Linked DNA regions of Mus musculus: region 2 is linked to region 1. Evidence: chromatin loops called from intact Hi-C (ENCODE). Cell type or tissue: left cerebral cortex. All regions are shown on one strand. Links, peaks and the distances in the headings refer to the core of each region. The heading gives the core; the rest is flanking DNA.

The links. Peaks named below come from ENCODE experiments on the same cell type or tissue, not always from the same donor. Only the 100,000 strongest peaks of a DNase experiment are listed, where the experiment ranks them.
Region 2: it touches region 1 in a loop (2.3-fold over the local background); 4 of 42 quality-filtered maps call a loop at or near these places.

Annotation. Positions count from the first base shown.
Region 1 is chr5:53,270,046-53,281,501 of GRCm38, reverse strand. It overlaps Smim20 (small integral membrane protein 20), which reads right to left. Exons shown (of 3, transcript NM_001145433.1): 2 at 4,303-4,359; 3 at 2,962-3,605. The coding sequence ends at 3,568. Among named protein-coding and RNA genes, the nearest start is that of Gm40303, 8.6 kb to the right of the region's middle. In left cerebral cortex, for the core only: CTCF peaks have their summits at 6,491 (motif pointing left) and 7,839; DNase peaks (open chromatin) are centred at 5,829, 6,506, 7,263, 7,854 and 2 more places; H3K27ac peaks cover 320 bases.
Region 2 is chr5:53,320,715-53,332,170 of GRCm38, reverse strand. No RefSeq gene overlaps it. Among named protein-coding and RNA genes, the nearest start is that of Gm40303, 59 kb to the right of the region's middle. In left cerebral cortex, for the core only: CTCF peaks have their summits at 5,909 (motif pointing left) and 9,492 (motif pointing right); a DNase peak (open chromatin) is centred at 5,915.

The DNA.
Region 1 (11,456 bases), core at 1,612-9,611:
TGAGTGTGTGGTGCTGGGAATCAAACTATTGGTTCCCTTAACCTGAGCCCTCTCCCCAGTATCCATAGGCAGTTCTTGAAGAGCAGAGCCCCAGTGTCTGAGCTTCTTATCAGCCAAAGGGAATGGTCCTGTTACACACTTCAGTGTTCCCAGGCTGAAATTTGCAACTGCTCAGCGGTATTGCTATTTCTGGCTGTGGGCTTACAAATGTACCCACAGGAGGTACCGTTGGGCATTTGAATGGCTGGATGGAGCTTTCTTTATCCCAGTAACAGCAAGTATGCTTTCAGTTCCTCCCCTCCTGTTACAACCTCTTCCAACACAGCAAAACAGGTCCAGGACAACTAACCAGCCAGGGCAACAGATGAGATTCCACTACACAGTCCTCGAAAGGTTTGACTGAGGAGCAAGAACTCAAAACCTCCCTTGAAAACATTTCTGCTTCCATGCCCTCGTGCGAATGCAGAGATAATAATAAAAGAGACCCAAGGCAGAGAAACGTGAGAATGCAAAGGTCTTCTGTTGGGACAGATATTCACAAGTACTTATATGTGGTGCATGTATACGAAAGATATGTGGGTACATGTCAGTATGGATGGAAGCCATTCGGGGGCCAGCTGCCCTGCTCTCTCCTTGCCACCGAATGTCTGAGACAGGGTCTCTCGTTGAACCTGGAGCTTGACCGGCAGTCAGCGATCCTCGGTGGTTTTTCTGTCTCTTCCCCTCAGTGCTGGGGTTTCAGGTGCTTGTGGCCATGTCAGCTTTTTATGTGGTTGCTGGGGATTTGAACTCAGGTCTTCGTGCTTACATAAAGTGATCTTACCCACTAAACTGTTTTCCCAGAAACTACTTTATGTTTTAAAAAATAAAATTTTCTCATACAACATTCTATTAATCTACATAATCATAATTGACACTTTTAAAGTAATATAATTCTTGTTTTTTTAAGAATGTAGTAATACAGTGCATTTTTCTATAGGTATAATTTGCATGAACACAATGTGGAGCTTTAAAAAAATGTGTCATGTTTGTGCGTGCATGCAGAGGGCAAAGCGGGATCTTGGGTAACCCCACCGCTGCTCTCCTGCTTACAGCCTTGAGACAGTGTGTTTTAAAAAGTGTAAAGCTATCCAGAGATCAAAAGGTTTAAGATGTAATGGTCTGATTTTCCCCTAAAGGGGAAGTCTCTATCCCAGAAAGGTGACAGACAGTAGAAGTGTTGTCGTTCAAAGCACTTGGGAAATGATTACCCTCCCCAGGAAATCACCAAATTAGAACCCGATGTATCTAGTCAATAGCAGACCTGTTTCCTAAATGCACCTAAGCTGCCTCTTATAAGGAAAGTGCTTCAATCACTGTCCTTGGGAGAGGGGGGCACACTAGGACTCCTGGATTGTGAGGCCCTCTGTCTATCCTCACTAGGGCACCTCTCGCCACTCATGGGGCAGGCATGGGCAGCCCTCTGCAGGCTTGTCTGAGACACAGAACACTCCTGCTACAAGCGTCAAGGTGACTGAGGATAGGAAGCCCTTGTATCATTGCAAAAAGGTAGACTGAAGACAAGGGGAGGTAGGTCCCAGGACAAAGATCTGACTCAGGAGAGTCTGCTGCCACAGTCCTTCAGCCCAGAAGATGTACATGCCTCAGTCATCAGGCTCCATGGAGCATTTGCACGATTTGACTTTAAATTACATAACTTCTTGGTGCCCCCTCCAAGGAAAACAGTAGGCAAATGCACAACTAATTAGTCAGCTCCCTCTATTGGGTTGTTAACTGAACGTCAATTCTATATTAGGCAATGTCTCCCCAAAATGATGACTTTGGTTTTAGAACTATCAATCTCATTCCCGTTTGCCAGTCATTACATAATTGAGCCAGCAGTGTGTTAAGAGAATGCCAAGTTGACAATTATGAAATTCTGCCACCAAGCACCTCGTGAAAACACAGGCTGCAGAAACACAAGGCTTTCTGCTGAGAACAGTACCAAGTCGTGTAGCCTCCTGAGGCAAAAGTAGGCAGGGTACCAGAAGTGAGAAGTGAGAAGTGAGAGGGATCAAAGGAAAAGGGGAGTCGTAGGGAGGAGGGGAAGGCAGAAGACAGACACAGAAGGAACCAAAGACAAGGAAGCAAGGGAGGGAGAAAGTAAGCCCAGCAAGAGGAAACTGGGTCTTAGCATCACTGCCGCGACTCCTGGCGGGGAACCCGGTGGGCGACGGGCACTCCAGTAACAGCTGTGTTGGCTATTCTTGGTTGTCAACTTGATTTTATCCGGAAATAACTAAAACCCAAGTGCTTGGGTACACCTGTGAGGGATTTTTCTTAACTGAACCACGTGAACTGGGAGTCCCACCTTTAATCGGGATCTTTTGAGGTGGTAAGATCCACCTTTTGTCTGGGCCACACCTTTTGGTGGAGGCCTATACGAAAAACATGCAAGGAAGTGTGTGCTCTCTGCCTGCTTGCCGTTGCTCTCACGGGGATTACAGACGACTTTTTCGGGATTCTGGTAGATACTAAAGTCCAGCCTTTTGGACTGAACAACTATTGGATTCTTGGACTTTCCATTGATAAGACAGGCATGGTTGGATTAGGTGAACCACAGCCTGTAAGTCACTGATGTAAATCATATTCATCTCATCAGTTCTGTTTCTCTGGAGAACCTAATGCCACAGCTGCCACAAGAAGTGTGCCGCTCACCTTGTCTACAAATAGCTATTACTACACGGATATCTACTCAAATAGAATCTAGACAATAGCACTACTTCTACTTCTTCACATCAGAATTCAATTTACAAAAAAATTCTACTGGGCAGTGACAGGTGGATCTCTGGGAGTTCAAGGCTTGACTGGTCTGACAGACCCTGTCTCAAAAAACAAAATCCAAAGCCAACAAACACCACCCATCCAAATAAAACAAACATATACACACACAAAATATAAAAACAGTACACACCAGCAAACTAAGAGAAACCATTTTAATACCTGCAGCCTCACGCAGGAGTCTACTGTGTGTGGTATAGTCTAGTGTGACTCGCTCCCTATTCACTTCCACACACAGTGACTTTCAATGAGATGGTTAAGCTGAGCAGTGTATATTCTTAAACAGTGCCAAGGATCCTGTCTTCAAACAGTTTTATCAACTGAAACATCCTCCAAGAGCCCTGCGAGGCAGCTTGGCAAGGCCATTTGCACTGAAATCGCTTATTCAGAAGGTGTCAGAGCAGCCACGGACCTTGAGCCCACAGGTTGCTTGTGTTCACATCACAGCTTGGAAGTGATAAAGACTGCAGGAGCAGCAGATCTTCCACAAACAGCCTTGCAGGCTGGCTCTGCTCCTGCAAAGTCAATGGAGCCGCAAGGCACTTCCTAATGGTGGCATCTGTTCAGGTTCTCCAGGGAGTTAAGGGAAGCACTGTCTTTGCACACAGTCTCTATCACAAGGGGTCTGGCTAGCAGCATGAGAGTTCCCTCTCCATGCCATGCTGCCACAGTGAGGCATCTATTGTCCCCACTGCGGAGTGCACAGGATAAAGACGTCCACTTTCCTCATCAGACTTGCTGACAGCCTCATTTCCTGCCAAATGGATCAGACCACACTTTCAACCCTATGGAAAGAAACACAAATACCCTATCAGGATTCATTGCTAAATGACTGAACACACCCCCTTGATCCCAAACAAACAAGATGATGTGGAAATTGAGCCATGCAATTTCCATGTGGCTGAGACATTGAAATGGGTGAGTGCAGCCACTGGAACCCTGCAACGAGGCAGCCATGGCAGCTATGAGGTATCCTTTTAAAGGCTTAGGAACTCTTCCCTGCTAGGAAGAAATGGATCTAGCCTAGGACCACCAGACTGCAGGAGTTTGGTTAATAAGCTAGAAAATCTCTCGTACTCAGCCAACTTGTATCATTTTAAAGGAACATCCCACACGTCCCTGAAGGGAGCTTTGAGAACTTCTCTAGGAAACTGAACCTTAGTGCTCACCCTCACACACGGTCTGCCAGTGAGGGAGGTATTTACAGGGGTGCTCAGTATGGGAGTCTGCAAAGCAGATGATCTGTTGCATACTTGATTCCATTTTATGTCCACTTACCAAGGACAAACGAGGGGCCCAGGAAGCTTGTAAAAAGTACTAGGCACTGAAATATTAGCATGAAGTCTTAGATAGCCCTGACAAGAGAGGAACTATCATAAAATAATGAACAGTATCAGGTTCCAGGGAGAAGAACCACCCACTCCACAGCAAAGTACTCATCCACGTGCCCCGGAAGGGATTGTCTGAGCGTTTTCAGTTTACCTGGCGGTTGCACATCTTCCTGGACAATACCAGCTCGATTTACAGCCTGCTCCTTCTCTGAGAAACACAACAGAACAAATAATTACTCTTTAGAAAGGAGATGTGGGCATTTTGCTTCTATTTATATGGGCTAATTACAAGCATATTTAGGAGTGTGATTCAATTCAGGGACGTCATTACTTAAAGCTTTTAGGTTATAGAAGCTAGATCCTAGATGTAAAAAGAGCCACACTTCAAACAAAAAGATCCCAACCAACATCTTTTTCCTGTGATCTCAGCATTTTGGAAAGGACACAACACAACAGAAAGAACTGTTTCAAAGAGCTGGTGGGTGTGACATTACAAGAGGAGAGCTGCCGCAAAGAAGGGACAGGCACAATTATCAGAAAAACGGTGGCTAAAAACACTCCACTCAAGGACTGGACTCCAAGCTAAATATGCTATGTTTTTGATAGGAAATAGAGCAGAAAATTAATCTTTGGGTGGGTGGCTTTGGTTTGGATAATTGAAGCTTCCCTAATTGATTGCAGGTGCTGTGCCAATTAGTGAGCTTGCTGTAGCTGCAGCAGCTAAGCCTGGCACTTTGGAGATGCACAACAGGCAGAGGCCAAGAGAAATCAAGCATTTTATGAGTGTGGGCTTCGAGTTCTCCGTCACATCTTTCTAAGTGGTTTGGAAGAAACCCGAAGCCTGTGACAACAAAGAATTATTATCTTAAGTGTCTTGACAAATGATGGCTTTGTAGAAGGAAGACTTGGCGCCAAGTTTGTTGACTCCTAAGTTGCAGTGATTAAATGCAGTAATCAGACCTTTGTTTTAATAGATCGACTGGTTCTTTATAGCCACTCTCAGCTCTTATTTGCTATTAGGCCAGTCTGTCTGTCTACTTTCACAGGCTTGCTGCGAGTACAAGAAACGGTTCCACCAACTCTGATAGTTACCAAATTAGCTTGAAACTGGCGTCGGAACAGAAAGTCAATCCTAAATGACTTACCTGGTAGTGTTATCAATACTAACTTTATTGGGTGATGGGGACTGTGGGAATCTTGATGTCTAATTCTAAGACAGGCACAGTGGGCCACCTATTCCCAGTGGCCTAGTGGGTTCTCACTGCCTCTTTCTAACTAGCAGGTAAATGGCACACAGATGTTCCGGACCTGCAGAAGCCAACAGACCGTCTCCAAGTCAAGGGAACAATGACACCTAACAGCACAGGTGTTCTCATTCTGGAAGACATCACATTCTGCAGACCTGAGCCCTACGATTGTCGACAGGGAAGTCTCAAAGTATAGATGTCTCAAATTTGCGCTTGGTGCCCAGCCAGCAAAACATCACACTGGCATGAGTCTTGCCAGGAACAAAAATAGATTTTTCCAGACCTAAGATATCGCTAATATTGTGAAAGCAGAAAGAGGTAAAGTTTGAAAAATAATTGTTATGAGGCATTCTAGATGCACAGACAAAAGAAACTTGTACCAAACCCGTTCTCTAAGAAGCAGGTACCACTGCAGAGCCCAAGATTCTGGCAGGCTGCCAGGAATCCCTGGGAGGAAGCTGCTAGCTGGGTGGCAGGGACAGAATGCCTAATTGTGCTCCAACCTCTCATCATGCAGTGGAGAACCCTGTGAGGGAGGAATCCCTGTCTTGCCACCTTCTTGCTAATTGCTAACGAGGCTGGACAGGCTGGAGATTTGTTCTAAGTAGGCTATAATCTCTTCATAATCTGGGTCCTGATACAGCCACCTCAGTGGCTTGGCCTGGACAGGCAAGCTAAACTAGTTCCTGAAGAGTGGTAATCGGTATTAGCTCCTATCTAAATCCACCCGGTTCTCTGATCCATTAATGTTTTAATAAATACTCTGAGGCCAGGGAAGTCTTATGGAAATTCAGAAGACCACACAAAGACACTTCATTTGAGAATGCCTGCTAATGGGAACCTGCTAATGGGAAAACAGAAACCAGTCTCTCAGGATTTAGCACGCTCTTCTTGATGAAGCTGACAGGTTTCTATTTCATTGTCACTGGAGGAACAGCAAATATCTATGACCCAGGAGGAGGGTTTAGCTACGTGAACAAATAAGCTAATTACTGACTTCAGTTGTAAGCAAGTTTCCATGTAAAACGCCTAAAATCCAACTGTGGGGCCAGAGTTAGAAAATTCCCCACTCCAGTATCCCGGCAAGCTCAACTCTGCCCCCTGGTGCTAAGGCTCAGATCTGATTTGTAGTTTTAATAGAGGATAGTTCTCTCTAGTCAAAGGGCCATGGAACGTTATTAAAGCTGTTTATACATGCTGGTAGGCTGACTTGCAATGGGAGATAAACCAGTTGTGCAACTAGGTGCTGTATTTAACCCTGACCATCACACAAATGCAGACTCCCAAGTGCTTTTCCGAGGACACTCTAATGAAGCGCCAGCAGGAAAGCCTGCAGAGAAAAGCCAGGCCTCATCGACTTCCCCATCTCCTTCCACACTCAGCAGTCGAAGAGACGGCAAGTCACAACCTGGCGTAATTGGGACAAATGGTAGCCTTTGGATATGGTCTCTGTACCAGGCAGCTGTGCTGTATCAATAGTAAATTTGTTGAATTCTGAAGTACACTGTGATTAGGCAAAACAATGTCCTTATTCTTAGCAAAACCCGGCCCAAGTACTTAGGAATAAAGGCTCATAATGTCTTCAACCCACTTTCAAATGGCTCACCCAATAATGGTGATGACTGCAGTCTAGCGAGTATGGGAGGAAAGCAAACGCAGTGGTTGTTAGCCACCAGCAAATCCAGGTGAAGGGCACAGGGGTCTGTGCTTCTATCCTTGGATCTTTTCTGTCACTTGAGCTTTCTCTTAATTAAAAAAAAAAAAAAGTGCAACTGCAAAAGAGCCAGCTAAGAAAGTCCTATAACACATGACCATTCCAGGATGGCTGCTTCAAGCATCTCCCTGTTTAAAAATAGCTGGTCAGGCTTAAGTACTTCCCTGGCAGTCCCATTTGGTGCTGCTGACTAGGCTCTGCAGTCCGTTTACAGGAGACTCCTGAACCCAAAATGCGCGGGAGCAGCCGGGAACCACAAACACCAAGTGGGAAACAGTGACCAAGGATACAAATTGGTCATAAATCCAAGAGGACACAGGGACAGAATGGTGACTGAAACTCAGACTGAGGAGAACACACAGCTGTAGCAGCAGGTGTGAAACAGTTGGCAGGGGGTGGGGGCACTGGACATGGAACAGCAGGTAGGAAGCAGCTGGCAGGGGGTGGGGGGCACTGGACATGGAACAGCAGGTAGGAAGCAGCTGACAGGGGGTGGGGGGCACTGGACATGGAACAGCAGGTAGGAAGCAGCTGACAGGGGGTGGGGGGCACTGGACATGGAACAGCAGGTGAGAAGCAGCTGACAGGGGACAGAGCAGCAGTGTGAAACAGTTGGCTGAGACCAAAGGTACCATCTCAGAGTAGGCAGTGAGGGAACTGTCGGTGTGGGCCACACCACTGCTGCAGCTCACCCAAGCTGGAACTAGTGGCCATTTCAGTCACTGTCTTTGCACCGTAAACACGCCTGCATACTCATCCAAACCTGGCTGGATCCAGAGAGCTGTGAGATACCAGTTAGGAAACAGGACTCCAGCCTGTCTCTGCACTCTGCTCGATTACACGGTGAATGGTGTGAAGAGCATATTCTAAGCACCTGGCATGTAATAGGGAAAATGCCCTTACACGAAAGGCATTCTGCACATCAAGTGATTTCTGGTAATCTTGTTCTATCAGATAGATATACAACACAGTTTCAATTGGGGGCAGCAAGGGACAGGCGAGAAGCGAGAGAATCAGGTCTCCTCCAGTTACCCAAGGAACCAGTTACCCGCTGTCCTGCAACCTCAGTCTCTTACAGGCACCCTGACAGGGCATTAAGTGGACAAGGTCGGGGAGTCAGGGTCTAGTGTCCACCCAGCAATAAACATGCAGTGACACTGGACAAGGCAGCCAAATGTCAGGAATGAATGAGCTCTGGGATTTCTGGTAAAACAACAACAACAAACCTGATGATTTTGTAGTTCTCTGTATCAGACTAAACCTAGGAAAGATCAAGATAAAAACAAAAGCAAGCAAACAAACAAAAACCCCTGCTCTTACTCTATCCTACTTCCTACTAAAGAGCCAGACTCCAATTGCTTGTAGGATGTAAAGGCTTCAAGGTATGGTCCACTAAGTTCTCAGACGAACCCTACCTGCAACAGGAAGAAAGGGGAAAAGCAACTCCTGGGCTCCCCCCAGAAGCACAACAGAACTGTACCCAAGCTGCTGGTTTCAGACCATCGGGCCCCAAGGCTAACTGCTACCTCCCCAAGAGTTAAAACAGGATGTGAGCTATCATGGATGGATTGACCTTGTACTCACTCCACTGAACAACTGTAACTCAAGTCAGTGAGAGAGCTAAAGAGCATGCTGAATGTCAAAAGGAAGTGCACCGAGACACACTTGTCACAGTGGCCTGCTGCGTAGCTATCACTAGACTGTCTTTTGCCCAGTTGGACAGTGGGGGCTTCCTTCTCATTCCTGCTGCCTACTGGAGATTATCCTACTGAAGCAGAAATCATGGGACCTGCTCAGCCCTATACTCTCTGCCCAGCCCTAACTCGCCACACGCAGGCTGGCCTGAAGGACCTGACACTTTAACTCTACATGGCTTGGGTCCCTAAGAACCGTAGTCCACTCTCTGGAACAATCAAATCTGAACGAATAACAAATGTACACCATATCCAGAGATCCATCCCATAATTAGCCTCCAAACGATGACACCATTGGATATACTAGCAAGCGTTGGCTGAAAGGACCCTGATATAGCTGTCTCTTGTGAGACTAGGCCGGGGCCTAGCAAACACAGAAGTGGATGCTCACAGTCAGCTATTGGAATGAGCACAGGGCCCCCAATGGAGGAGCTAGAGAAAGTACCCAAGGAGCTAAAGGGATCTGCAACCCTATAGGTGGAACAACATTATGAACTAACCAGTACCCCGGAGCTCTTGACTCTAGCTGCATATGTATCAAAAGATGGCCTAGTCGGCCATCAGTGGAAAGAGAGGCCCATTGGACACACAAACTTTATATGCCCCAGTACAGGGGAATGCCAGGGCCAAAAAATGGGAATGGGTGGGGAGGGAAGTGGGGGGGGGGGGGAGGGTATGGGGGACTTTTGGGATAGCATTCTAAATGTAATTGAGGAAAATACGTAATAATAAAAAATATTTTAAAAAATGTACATGGGGCAGTCAGAGGCAAGGAGTTAAGAAGCAACTGAGAGGCAGAAGCAAACCAACAGCTCAGGTGGAAGGACAGTCACAGATGGACTGTCCACCTCGGGACAGATGAGGACCACCTCTCCCTGGGCTACTGAATCACTAGTTATATTAATACAAAGTCCTTCTCCTAAGCATTCCATCTGATTTTATTCCCCCTAACTGAAAGTGGCTGGATCCTCCCTGACATCCTGCGGTTCTTCCCTTCTACCATGCAGCATCCAGGAATCAAACTGGGGTGATCAGGCCTGGCAGCAAGTGGCTGATGAGCCGTCTTGTCAGCCTCCTCAGAGGCAGGAAAAGCTAAAGAACCCTGGGCAGTTAGTAGATAACACTTGGGCAGCGCCCTTCACTTACAGAGGGTTTGCCATCCTGTGTCAGACAACAGAAGCTGTGGCCTACTCTGCTCATGACTCGACATGCCAGGGTCACATGTTCCTGCATCCACATCTGCCCTTTCTCTAGCGCTGGGGAAACCGGTGCCTTTACTCTGCCCAAGGCCGCATTTGCCTGGGCTCAGGAGCCCACGTTACCTCCTCTCTCCAGCACCTCAGTCTCCTGGACTCTCCTGGTGTTCCCATGGCTCCCAGCCTAAACTAAAAGCAAGATTCTATTCTTCCTAGTCCCTCAGCCTGCTTCAAGGGTGGCCATGCTCCTACCAACAGACATGTACATTTAACAGACTGCTCACTTGCTCTTTAATCTGGTGCAATCTTCTTGCTCACTTTCAAACCACTGACAGCATTAACCAGGTTTATTTTTGTCATCGCCTTTGCAAGTCTAACGGATACTTTCATTTATCTCTACAATTCCCCAACAACCTAACTGGAGGCCACACCCCTTCCACGAAGAGCTGTCTTCTCGATGCTCTTAACTTTAAGCCTCTCTGTGTCCACTCCCTCTGAGGCTCCTTTGAGGGCCTTTCCTCGCCGACCACTTCTCAGCCCTTCACATGCTGGTGCTCTTCTAAGCACTCACTATGTCTTCCTATCTTGGATCACTGGCAGAAGCCCCAATGCACACTGCACGCACCTGCTCCAGCTCCAGACTGCGTATTGTCTGCCTCTAGACAACCATCAGAGGCGCAGTGGTCCTCAACCCTCAACCTATTCATCCGCATCCCTCAAACTCCTGCCTTCCAATTGGTTGCCACCATCACTAGGACCACCTTCTAAGTTGCTGCAGTCAGGGAGATGGTAGCCATTCTTCCTCACTCTGGGGGCTTGCGGTGGTTTGAGTAAGAATGACCCCCCCCCCCATAGGCTCATATATTTAAGTGCCTGGTCACCAGGGGTGGCACTATTTGAAAGAATTAGGAGATGCAGCCTGGTTGGGAAAAGTGTAGCACACACCTCCAAGAAGTGTGTCATTAGGGGATGGCACTGGGGTTTCAAAAGCCCAAGCCAGGCTCGGTGGCTTTCTCTTCCTGCTGCCTACAGATGCAGATGTACAACTCTTAGCTACTTCTCCAACACTGGCCGCATCTGCCTGTGTGCTGCCATGTTCTCTGCCATGAGAAAAATGAACTGGGTCTCTGAAATTGTCATCAAGCTCTAATTAAATGCTTTCTTTTAAAAGAGTTGCCATGGCCATGGTATCTCTGTACAGAACACTGAGGCAAGGTGCATCAGTCACAAGTCTTTGTGCACCAGTCTCCCAGTCCCTAAAGTATTCTGGTACAGGCTGGGCACCATCTCCTGATGCCAAAAAACAATAGTGCTTTTCAATACCAATCTTTCTTTCCTTCAGGTCCCTCTTCCCCACAGTGGGACCGAAGCTGGTGCACAGTGGATCCAGTCACCTTGCTAAAATACTTCAATAACCTCCACTGGCTGGACTTTGAGGATAGCAGTGGGTAACT
Region 2 (11,456 bases), core at 1,942-9,941, 50 kb before region 1:
CCATTATGATAATGCGGAAATAGCCTGTGTTTTAGTGTCACATGGCTTAAAGATCTTAAATGACTTTATTTTCGGTTCACCTCATAAAGTAAGTGTTCCAAGAGGAGATTTTGAAGACAGGAGGACATCAGTAGAATGGATAGAGGTCTAACCCTGAGGACCAGGCAGCCTCAGGTGGGAGTGGCTCTGAAAGGCACTTATAATGACAGTTTCCCCATATGGGAAGCCAACTGGAAGACCTGAGCTACAGTGTTCTCTCCTTCCCTCCATGTCTTCATGTTCTCCTGACCACCTTCCCTGGGCCTACCCCCCACCCCCCATTCTTGTCCCCTCCTTTCCTCCAGTGTGAGATGTGGGTGACCATCCCCAGTAGTTCTGTCCTGCTGAACTATGTATGACACATGCTTAACTCCATCTAGCATGGGTGTCTTCCTGGACCTCGTCTCTGCCTCCCTCCTTCCCAGCTGAGGCTACGGGGATGCTGTTGGGAAGCTACAGAGGCGTATTGAAGTCTGGGACTCAGAGAGCCAAGGGCGTTGGTGAGACAGCAAAATTGCTCCTGTTAGGCAATGAAAAGATTGGGCTTTGTATATGATACTCTCTGGAAAATGTGTGTCCTTGGGCAAGATGACTCTGCAGCTGAGACAGAGACTCTGGTGTTCTGGTTATTGGAGGTAAAATATGGAAAGTGACCCCAGCAACTGAGGCAATAGTCCTTCATTGAAGGGAACAATACACATGAGGCTCACCATCTCTCAATCTGTTTCCTACAGCCAAATACATCTAAGGTCAAGGTCCTCCTGAGGACTGAGACCATAATTCTCAGCTCTCTGAGGACAGGGGACCCTGTGTTAGTCACAGTGTATCTTCTAGCCTTGATAAAACACTGCCTCACCCACCTCAGAGGCAGAGGAACTCAAGCCTTTCTTTCTGAGATGTGTGCTATGTGGAAGCTAAAACTTGAGCTTTGGTGACAACAGGGTTCAGTGTGACTGCCTGATGCTGTCACCTACATCCTCCTCACTGCAGATATAGTGAGCTGAGGTAACCACAAGCCAAGATGAGGGAAAGAATAACGGAACTGTGGAGAGGTTAGGGAATAAACTAAGGCTGGTGGTTACCAACCTTCAAGCTTCTCCTCAAGGGAGAATAAATCTCTTACTTAAAACACTGTGAGTGGTGCCCTCCTGATATATATATGACCTTCCTCTACGAACCTTGAATAATGTTAACTTTGATAAAGGGTCTTTGCAGATGTAATTAAGCCAAGGATCTTGAGATGAGATCATCGGGATGTAGGGAGGACCCTAAATCTAAGAACAAGTGTCCTAAAGAGAGAAGAGAAACAGAAAAGCACAGGGGAAATGAGGTGTGAGAAAGAGAGTGGAAATTGGAGTGGTGTATCCACAAGCCAGAGAATGCCAAGGTGGTAGTCAGCCATCCGATGCCAATGGGGGCCCAGAGGGGAACTTCCTCCGAGCTCCCAGAAGGAACCAGCCCTGCCAATGCCTCAATTCCACAGTTCTGCCCTCTGAAAGAACCAACAAATAAATGTGTGCTGTTGTAGGTCACCACGGTGACGGTACCAGAACGCTGGTACACATTACACATCAGATTCATTTCTTATATCAAACTCACTACCGAATTGCCACGCGTACCAGTACCCAGTGTAAAGTAGGCATTCAAATAAATCTTAAACAAGTCAATGAATTTACATGTGAGTGCTCAACATAAGGCTTAATTCTGTCTGTTTCCTCAGTGGGATAGTAGGGAAGGCTGTAGAAGGCTCCCTGGACTAAACACCATTGTTTCCTCTGTATGGAGGTAATGGCACAGGCAAAGGTACAGTCAGGAGAGCTGGAGGCAGGCTGAAGGTAGGCAACTGGGGCCTACACACAGAAGATGGAGCAAAGTGTGTGTGGGAATCCCAGGTGAAGCTGGAAAGGCAAGCTGAGTCCAGTTCTGAAGACACGATGCCATCCTAGCATGGCACTTGGCCTCGACCCTGTAGGTAACGGGCTGCCACGGAGGTCTTTTAACCCAGGTACAATGTGCTCAAAATCATGCTGAGGGGAAAACGGATCTGTTCTCATTAGCATTGACTCCAGACCTGCTGAGACAACAAGGCATAGACAAATGGTCCACATTCATCTTTGCAAATACATAGCAATTGTCCAAATGAGCCCACTCTATACTGGCTGAGCTTCTGATTACAAAGTGCCATCATTCACAGGGACACAATGGGGTTGGGGATAATCAGTAGAATTGAGAAGCTGTGTTCTCCCACCAAGACCACAGCTCTCCGTGAGTGCCTCTCCCACCAGCTAGCTGTGCCCATTGGCAATAATACCTGGCATCTCCTGGAAAGTGCCAAGATCTGCAATCACTTGACACACTCTTGGCTCTGACCCTCTGGGGTCATGCTGTGGCCATTTGAGCATCTGTAACAGATCTTCTTATTCACATTTCATACCCACAGTCAACACACACTCCTGGCCATGGTGAAAAGCAAATTTCCGCTCCACACTTTTTGGGGTGGGATAGCAGGAGGAGGGAGCACAGGCCTGGGTCCAATCTTGTCCCAGACATTGGGATGTTTTCAATTCCTCTGCACCTTGATTTTCTAAGTTGATGAAAACATCTAGCTCACAGGGCAGTGTGCAGATCCGAATAGCAGCGACTCAGAGGGGTGGACTCTCTGCTCTGGAACTTCTGTGTAGAGCCAACCAACCTTTATTTACAAGAAGCTAAAGACAAGTTCAGGGCATGGAGAGATGTTCAGGGGTTAACATGTTTGTTTGCTTCCCAGGCACAGGACAAGAGTCTGAATCCCAGCATTTGGGTAACAAGCTAAGCATGGTCCTGTGCACACTGGTAACCCCAAGGAAGGATTTCTGTGCCTTGCTGGCTGCCAGTCTAGCTCCAGGTTCAGTGAGAGACTTTCTCTGAAATAAGAAATAAGGCAGAGACTGATAGTAGGTACCTGACACCCTCCCCCTGACCGTGGAGCATATACATGTGTGGTGTGCATAACACACACACACACACACACACACACACACACACACACACACACACACACACACACAGAGTCAATCACAGTAAACTGAAGACACTGAAAACCTCCTAAATGTCAGTCCACTTCACACACTGTCACACAAATCCAACACATGCCTGCCACTCAGCCATCCCAAACAACAGTGAGTTTGAGTATTAGGGTTACCATTGCTATAATGAAACACAACAACCAAAATCAAGTTAGAAAGGAAAGGGTTTGTCTGGTGTCCATTTCCCCTCGTAGCTTGTCACTGAAGGCAGGGACTCAAATAGGGCAGGAACCTGTGTGCAGTTAGAAAACAGACTAGACGGGTTGGAGAGATACCTCAGGGGTTAAGAACACTGACTGCTTCTTCCGAAAGTCCTGAGTTCAAATCCCAGCAACCACATGGTGGATCACAACCATCTGTACAGCTACAGTGTATTTATGTATAATAATAAATAAATCTTTGGGACAGAGGGAGCAGGGACTGAGTGAGTGGGGTTGACTGGAGCAAGCAGAGATCCTAAAATTCAATTCCCAACAACCATTTGAAGGCTCATAACCATCTGTATAGCTACAGTGTACTCATATACATAAAATAAATAACTAAATCTTAAAAAAAAAGAAAACAAACTAGACCCACACACAAGACAGCCTGGACAGATTTAAAGAACACAGTCCAGAGTTCTGGCTACCTTGGACTAGACATCACTCCAAGCTCTTGACAAAGATGACCTTATTGATCCCTCACAAATCCTTGAGGTACTCATTATTAATCCAAATGTACAGAGAAAGAGATGCAAAGAAGCCCAGTTGCCTGCCCATGTTACACAGCTGGTTCACATTCTTCACCTCAACATTATAATAAGTGCATGTGTGTATACACATGCGAGTGCACACACACACACACACACACACAGATAAACAACCACACATCCAAATTTCTTGATAACAGCAAGATCTTTAACATACCACTAGTCTCCCTGTCTGCTGTGGGTTCATTCCGTCCATCCCTGCTTTTCCTCTGCTTATCTCTATATCCCAGGGAACTCCACTCAAGGTCTTCTTACCTCTGGCTTCTGGGTGGGTTTAGGCAATGGGATAGTATGGTAGAAGACCGAAGGGTAGGAGAAAATGAACAACAGGATGCTCCCCCAGTCTCTGTGCCTCTCCCAAGCTATCAAATCCTGCCATGACTTTAGATCATGTGGGCAGTTTTCACTTTACACCAGCCATAAACCTCACCTCGGCAGTTCTCAACGTTATGATCGATTCATAACGGTAGCAAAATAAAGTTATGAAGTAGCAATAAAAATAACTTTATGGTTAGGGGTCACTACAACATGAAGAACTGTATTAAAGAGGCACAGCAATAGGAAGGTTGAGAAGCACTACCTTGCCTGGTCATCTTAAGGCACCAGTGTTTCTATCGTCCCCCTGCCTTAGGGACAACTGTGGTTTCCTATGCTTGATGTTTTTGGGTGCTTTCACCTCCTTCCGTTTAGCTTCTCAGCTCACCCTCCTGTGTATAACAAACTCCCTCTATTAAAATGCCCTGTATTTGAAAGACCTGCAGTGGCCAGCTGTGGTGGTACACACAACCTTAGGAGGTAGAAGCAGGTGGATCTGTGAGTTCAAGATCATGTGCAGGACACCCAAATCTACATATAGAGACCCTGTCAAGGGAAGGAAGGAAGAGAGAGAGAGAGAGAGAGAGAGAGAGAGAGAGAGAGAGAGAGAGAGAGAAGAAAGAAAGAGAGAGAAAGAAAGAAAGAAAAAAGAAAGAGAGAGAGAAAGAGAGAGAGAGAGAGAGAAAGAAAGAAAGAAAGAAAGAAAGAAAGAAAGAAAGAAAGAAAGAAAAAGAAAGGAAGGAAGGAAGAAAGAAGAAAGAAGAGAGAGGGAGAGGTAGAGAAAGAGAAAGAAAGGAAGCGAGCAAGAGGAAGGGAGGGAGGGAGGGAGGGAGGGAGGGAGGGAGAAAAACCTACAGTCGTTTCTAGTTTTCTTCCTAGATCCTTACTAAATAAACAACATATGTATAAATTATAAATACAGACAATATTCCTGCTGATGGTAGGAGAATTATCTGAAATCAAAGCCTAGGCTTTCCTCACTCATACACAAACTGACCTGTTAGTCTCTCCCTTGCCAATCAATAGTGTAGACACAATACATTCTTATTCAAACACACACACAACTTACTTTTATCATTTCCCTCCCATAATTCAAGGCATTTTAAAAGAGTGTGTGAGCAGCTGTAGTCCTGAGATGGATCAGGAATGATTGATAACAGCACAGCGTCATCTGAACTTAAGGTTTCCTAGGGGCGATTCTTTATGTCCCTTTGTGTATAGAGACACTGCTCAGATCTGGGAGAAGATGCCTGGCTTCTGACACAGCATTCACTGCGCACAGGGGTGGGGTGGGCAGTGCTCTGCTGAGCTTCCGTACAGACTTTCCCATCCTGTGCCTATAGACCCCATGCCTAGGGCCCCTTGGTTGCTCTGAGTCTCCCAGCTATTAGGAAGGAAAAAGAACCATATCTTTACCCAAGCTGAAAAATCACATTTCTACAGTGCTCTTGGCTGCTGAGATCTTTCCGTGCTAGGACCACCCCTTCCTCACAAGAAGCAACTGGGAAACAACAGTACAAAACAGCTCACCACTGTTTTAAAGGCATTAACCTTTGACCAGTCTACGTGTTGTCATTAAGTCGTGAACACACCACAAGCCCCTTTTCGCACTCCCCCAATCATGCTTCCTATGGGAAGCAATTCTGGCTCTTCTTAGATGGAATCTCCAGGGCCATCTAAGAACCTGGGGAAAGAGGCTGCAGCTCTGCCAGGGAAGGCAGCTAGCGCCATCTACTGCTCACATGGAGAATTGACTCCGACAGCATCCTCCGTGCAGGGATTTCCGGCCACTGCTCTGGGCTCTCCCTAAACTCCATCTGCTTTTTCAGAAACGTCACAGCTTGCCAATTTGCAAATATTGGGAAATCACTTCTCCTCGCATTCTTCAAGGAGTAAATCTCCTGAGCCCATTGCCAGCAGAACTCACACAAGCTGCCAGGCAATTACCTAACCCCCAAGGGGCTCTACAAATTGAACACTCCAGCTATTTAAAATCCACCACCCGCACACACCGAATTTTAGGAAATTCAGCGTGCAAATTTCATCCTCAGAATTTCTCAGGGCTACCTGAGTCTTTCCTAAGGGTTGAAAAATCTCTCTCATGAACTGTGAGACATCTGCTTCCCAGGGTCTCCACCATCACTGCAGCTAAATAACAATTTCAAAACCAGTTGTTGGTTGGCATTTAAAATTTAGAGCCATGCTTTCTTTTCTCCTCGTAATAGAGAAGAGGCTGGGTGTTTTTGTCTTCAGTAAGCCCTAATTTCTTCATCAGGATCCTGGCCATGAATGACTTAAGCTGCTCCACCCCTGTGTTTGTTAAGCCACCCCACAATCAGACCCAATCTGGAAACAAAACAAAGCCATGTAGAGCTGCACCCAATAAAGAGGATCTTGGCTTCTTCATAATCAGCTAATGGTATCATTGACCCTGAGGGACTAACACCGTGAGACGTAAACCCAAGTCCTGAATAAAATTGCAGAATGCAGGAACTTTCTGCCGGAGACGTTGCTGTTGTTGTGCTGAATGAGCCAGGGAACAAAGACAAGAGGCCAGTGCCTTGAAGAGATAGGGGAGAGAATTCACAAATATCAAAAGAGCTGATCCTGACTCTCCACTTCCAGAGAGAGAGAGAGAGAGAGAGAGAGAGAGAGAGAGAGAGAGAGAGAGAGAGGGTGCTTGCGCTTTTGGGAGACATTATTGCTATTTTGACCACCACTAATTTGTCAGGAATATCTTTTCCTGAAGACAAGTGATTTCACTCACCCTTCAATTAAGGATGTAGGAAGACAGTGAGGGCCAAAGAAGGCTTGGGGGAAGCGTAGAAGAAAGGGAGGAGGTAAGGGGAAGGGGAGGGGACGAGGAGGGAGGGAAGCCATCCTTCTCCCCTCTCCCAGTCTTAGGAACATGCTGCTGTAGCTAGACAGAATTGCCTTTTTGTCTTTTAGCTAAGTTGGGTTTTGACAGGGCCCTTTTGCTCTCCTGTCAGCTTCTCAATTCAGGCAATTTCACGGCTTCTTTTCTGGTGCTGAGACGTGTTTGTAGGAGCACGGTTGTTAGATGGAGCCTTGAGCACAAGAGCCAAATTGCTAAGCTGCCTCACCTTGACTGCAGCCCAGACCCTTACTAGAGGTTCTGTTGGTGACCTGCAGGCAATTCAGGCATAACAGAGTGATCAGGGATGCCGAAAGGCAACTGTGTGTCCCAGTTAATTATTCAGTGCAATGATGGCTTACAGCTCTCCGTACACTCACGTTCAACGAATTGGAATTTTTTTTAAAATGGACTTCATTCATTCATTTAATAAACCTTTCTCGAGAGCGGTACTAAAGTTCTGATGACCATAGCTAGCTCATGAGATGGAATTGTGCTAAAGGGTAAGAAGAGAAGCTAGGTATGCGGAGTGACAAGGTCAAAGCCTAAGTCAGGTGCTTGGCTTTTCTCAGAAGAACAGGAAGGGAGGGCCTGCCATGAAGACCAGAGGCTGGGAGGTGAGGCCAGAAGGGAGGCCTGGGATGGGAGACGAGGCTTGTGAGGCTCCTGGGCTACTAAGGGGACTGCAGTGTCAGTAAAATCCTTCGTGGAGTTTAAAGACCACATCATTTCAAGAATCCTTGGGACTTTAAAATGTCATAGTCACAAAAATAAAGCTGCTCTCTCAGCATGGTACCCCATCATCAGCTTTGACTCTGGGCTGACCCCCTTTCTATGTGGTTCCCAGCTCCATACATATCAGCCACTGCTATCCTTTGTGCCAACATCTGTCTGTCTGCCTGGTGAATCCCTAGCCAGCCCTGAAGAGCCAGGGAGCTGTCACTCCACTTACCAAGTGTCCCTTGACTTTTCAAGATTGAATTATTTCCTCTGCCCCAGAGCATCTTGGACCCCGTCCCCACAGAGGGTCCCTGATGTCTCCCTGGGGTCTTCCCTGCCCTTCCTGATTAAAGGTTTTAAGGGAAAATGTGTCATAGAGCAGGTGTGCTTAGCTTTTCCTGGAAAACCAAGCAATACATTAAGAAAGTCGGGGGGTGGGGGGCGGTGATCCATCAGTTCTCTGTCAGTTATCCATGAAGAGGGCTAGAGTTTAGGCTGTGCAGGCTCCCTCAACTACAGCCTAAGTGACCCTGGGGAAGGAGCTGCCCCAGGGTCTTTCTTGGTATGTAAACAGAGAAGTCACAATGCTACCCTTGACTCTCTGAGCTGTTGAGAAGGTTAAAGAAGGCTGTACAAAAAGGTACTTGAAATGGGGGGTAGATTCATCCCTAATGAGTGCTATTAGTATTAAGAAGGGTTGTGTTGTTTGGGACAGGACCTAGAAGTGGGCAAACCTACAAGGGAGTGGGAATCTCAAAGAGGTTGGACTCACATCCTCTCCATCAGCATTGCCTGGATATGTTCTAGCTTCATCGCAGTTCCTGAAAAACTTATGTCAATGGTGCGAGGAAGCCATTGTCTCACAAAATCCCTTGTAAGGACACCACGGGGTAGAGGATCAATTACACTATCCCCAAACTCTCCCCCACTTCCCTAGAACCATTTGCTAACCCCATCTGCTGTCAAAGGAGCCTGTTAAGGGGGCCTCGTGGGACTGGACTTGGAGACAGGATGTCTAGGCTGGAACTCCTGTTCTGCCATCTGTCAAGTTAAGTGACCTTGGCCAAGAGGTGTCGCCTAAGTCTTGATTGCTGCACTAGAGAATCATGAATGGCTACAGCCCTACCTCTGTGGGTGTGGGTGTGTGCAGGCAGGAGCTCTGTGCTCAGGCTATAGTATCCGGCTAGTTCTGCTCAGCGCTGTTTCTATTGTTAGCTATATATCGGGATAAGTTACCGATCTTTCTGTCCCCCTGTTTCCTTTTCTGAAAACCAGGAAATAGTAGCTCCTGGCCTCTTGTAAGCAGAGGTTCATCAACCTCAAGTTCCTGTGAACACCCTTCAGCCACTTGAGACATTATTACTTCACAGCATTTGGAGATGGGGCCTTCTAAGAGGTCAGGCCAAACAAGGCCACCTGGGTGGGCCCCACCCTCGGCCTGTCTGCTGGGCTTGTGAGGAGACGTTAGGACATGACACACAGATAGAAGACCCTGGGAAGTCGCAAGGAAAGATGCCGTCTACAGGCCAGGGAGAGACGGCGATAGAAGTGCATCCTGCCAAGACCTTACGTTTTCACTTTGAGCACTGTGAGAAAATCGGTTTCCATTGTTTAAGCACCTGTCTGTAGCCCTTTGCGATGGATTGAAACACTACGGACAGAAGTGCTGAGCAGAACCGTCAGAAACACCAGTCTGCTCTGCTCATTCCTAGAGGGGGCCTGTGTCCCACAGGGGTCTGTAGAGGGCGCTGCACTGGATTGGGCTTGCTCCTCGGTTCTGTACAGACATCACCATGCAATCTTTTTCTTTTCTTTCCTTTTTTTTCCTTCTCTTTGAAAAAGGCATTTTTGAAGCCAGATGTGGCGTTCCACATCTGTAATTCCAGAACCAGAGAGATGGGGGGGGGGGGGCGGTGGCAGGAAAATGAGTTCAAAGCCATCCTTGCTACCTGGCAAATTTAAGATCAACCTGGGCTCTATGAGACCCTGCCTCAAAACAACAACAACAACAACATCAACAGCAAACCTTTTCCCCATACTCTCCCCAATAGACTTCCTCTTCCCAAAATCACAACACACACCACAGCAATGGTCACTGACTATCCTCAATTCATTTCTGGTTCATCCCTCATTTCCGGTCCCTGATGTTTTAGGGACCAGCAGCTACGTTCTTAGGCAGTAGTCTCCATGTTCTATGGATCAAGGAGGAGATGCATACGTTGCCATGGAGCTATCTAAGAGTCTCAGCCTACTCCCGCATCTCTTGACTCCCAACAACGGTGTCTCTACTGTGCCAGGAACCGCGGACTTCTCAGAGGTCACCTGGTTGATGAAATAGAAGTAGGTGAATGTCGGGTTCCCAGACCTGACTGAGCCATTTACCAGGTAAATAAGCCTTGATTTTCTAAAAATGCAGGATCATGGGTTCCGTGCTCTGGGGCTATCCTGGGGACCAGAGAGAGTAAAGTTCTGTGCCCAGCCTGGGCACATTGCTGGACTCTTCTGAGCCACAGAGCTCGCTAATGAAATAAAGATCCCCTTCACAAGCCCCAGTGAGGACTAGAGAGATGGCATAGAAAATGTCAGCGTGGGGTCCAGGTCTTAAGAAAACACAGTGGGGGCTACTATTATTTAGGCACTTCACAATTCCTGTGAGATATCAAAACACAGTTTCCAAGGAGCTGAAAGACACGGCTTTTACAACGTATAAAGTGGATGCATGTCAATGTGTTATTGATCTCATTGAAAATAACAGGGAAACTAGGTTGAAGGCGAAGCTTATTTAAATAATATTTTAGATGTTTATGCAAAAAAAAAAAAAAGAAAGGAAGGAAGGAAAGAAATGTTAAAATTAGCTTGCTGGCGTAGGCACAAAACTGGTTCTCAGTGTATCATACGTGACAGCAACACAACCCTAGGCTTTCCCTGCTAGCAAGGGAATCCGGCCATTGGCATTTATGCAGGATGGAAAGCTGTGTGCTAACACAGCATACTCAGTATCTGGCTTTCTTCTGCAAGGAGTGGGGAAACTCTCCTAAAGACATTGAAAGAACATTCAGAAAGCATGTGTAGGACCACCCCTGAGGACCCCTGTAAGGATGAACAGCTGTAATTCATCCATTCGGAAGGACCGCAAGTCACTCAGTCCTAGGCTCGTTTGCTTCCAAGAGTTGGAAGATTTCCTTTAATAGAAGTAATCCAAGAGAAACTTGCTGATCCCCTCACTGTGACCTGCGGAACACAGGATTGGTCCCTACCCTCTAGGCTCTCACTCTCTGGGATCTTTAGAGGCAGGGGAAGAGAAGGGAGAGTGACTAAAGAAGTAAATGATAGCTTTTACCCTGCACCATAGACCACTTTGTATTGCTTTAGCGTAAAGCCTGAGGCTTGTAACTTAAAAGGTAAAAAGGCTTATTTGCCTCCTCCTCACGGTGGCTGGAGGCTCTGCACAACTTAGCAAGGGTATCTCAGCAAAGATTCCTTGGTATCTTCAAAACCTGGCAGAGATGGAACCCCCAATGTCTAATTGTCACCGTCTCCTAGATCTCACCTCTCAAAGCATTTGCATGTCAACACCCTGGGGACCAAGCTTCGAGCACAGGAGGAGCCTTTTGGAGACATATAATATCCATACCATAGTACTATGCGAATGGGGAGTTGGACATCTACCCCCCACACACCCACCCACCAA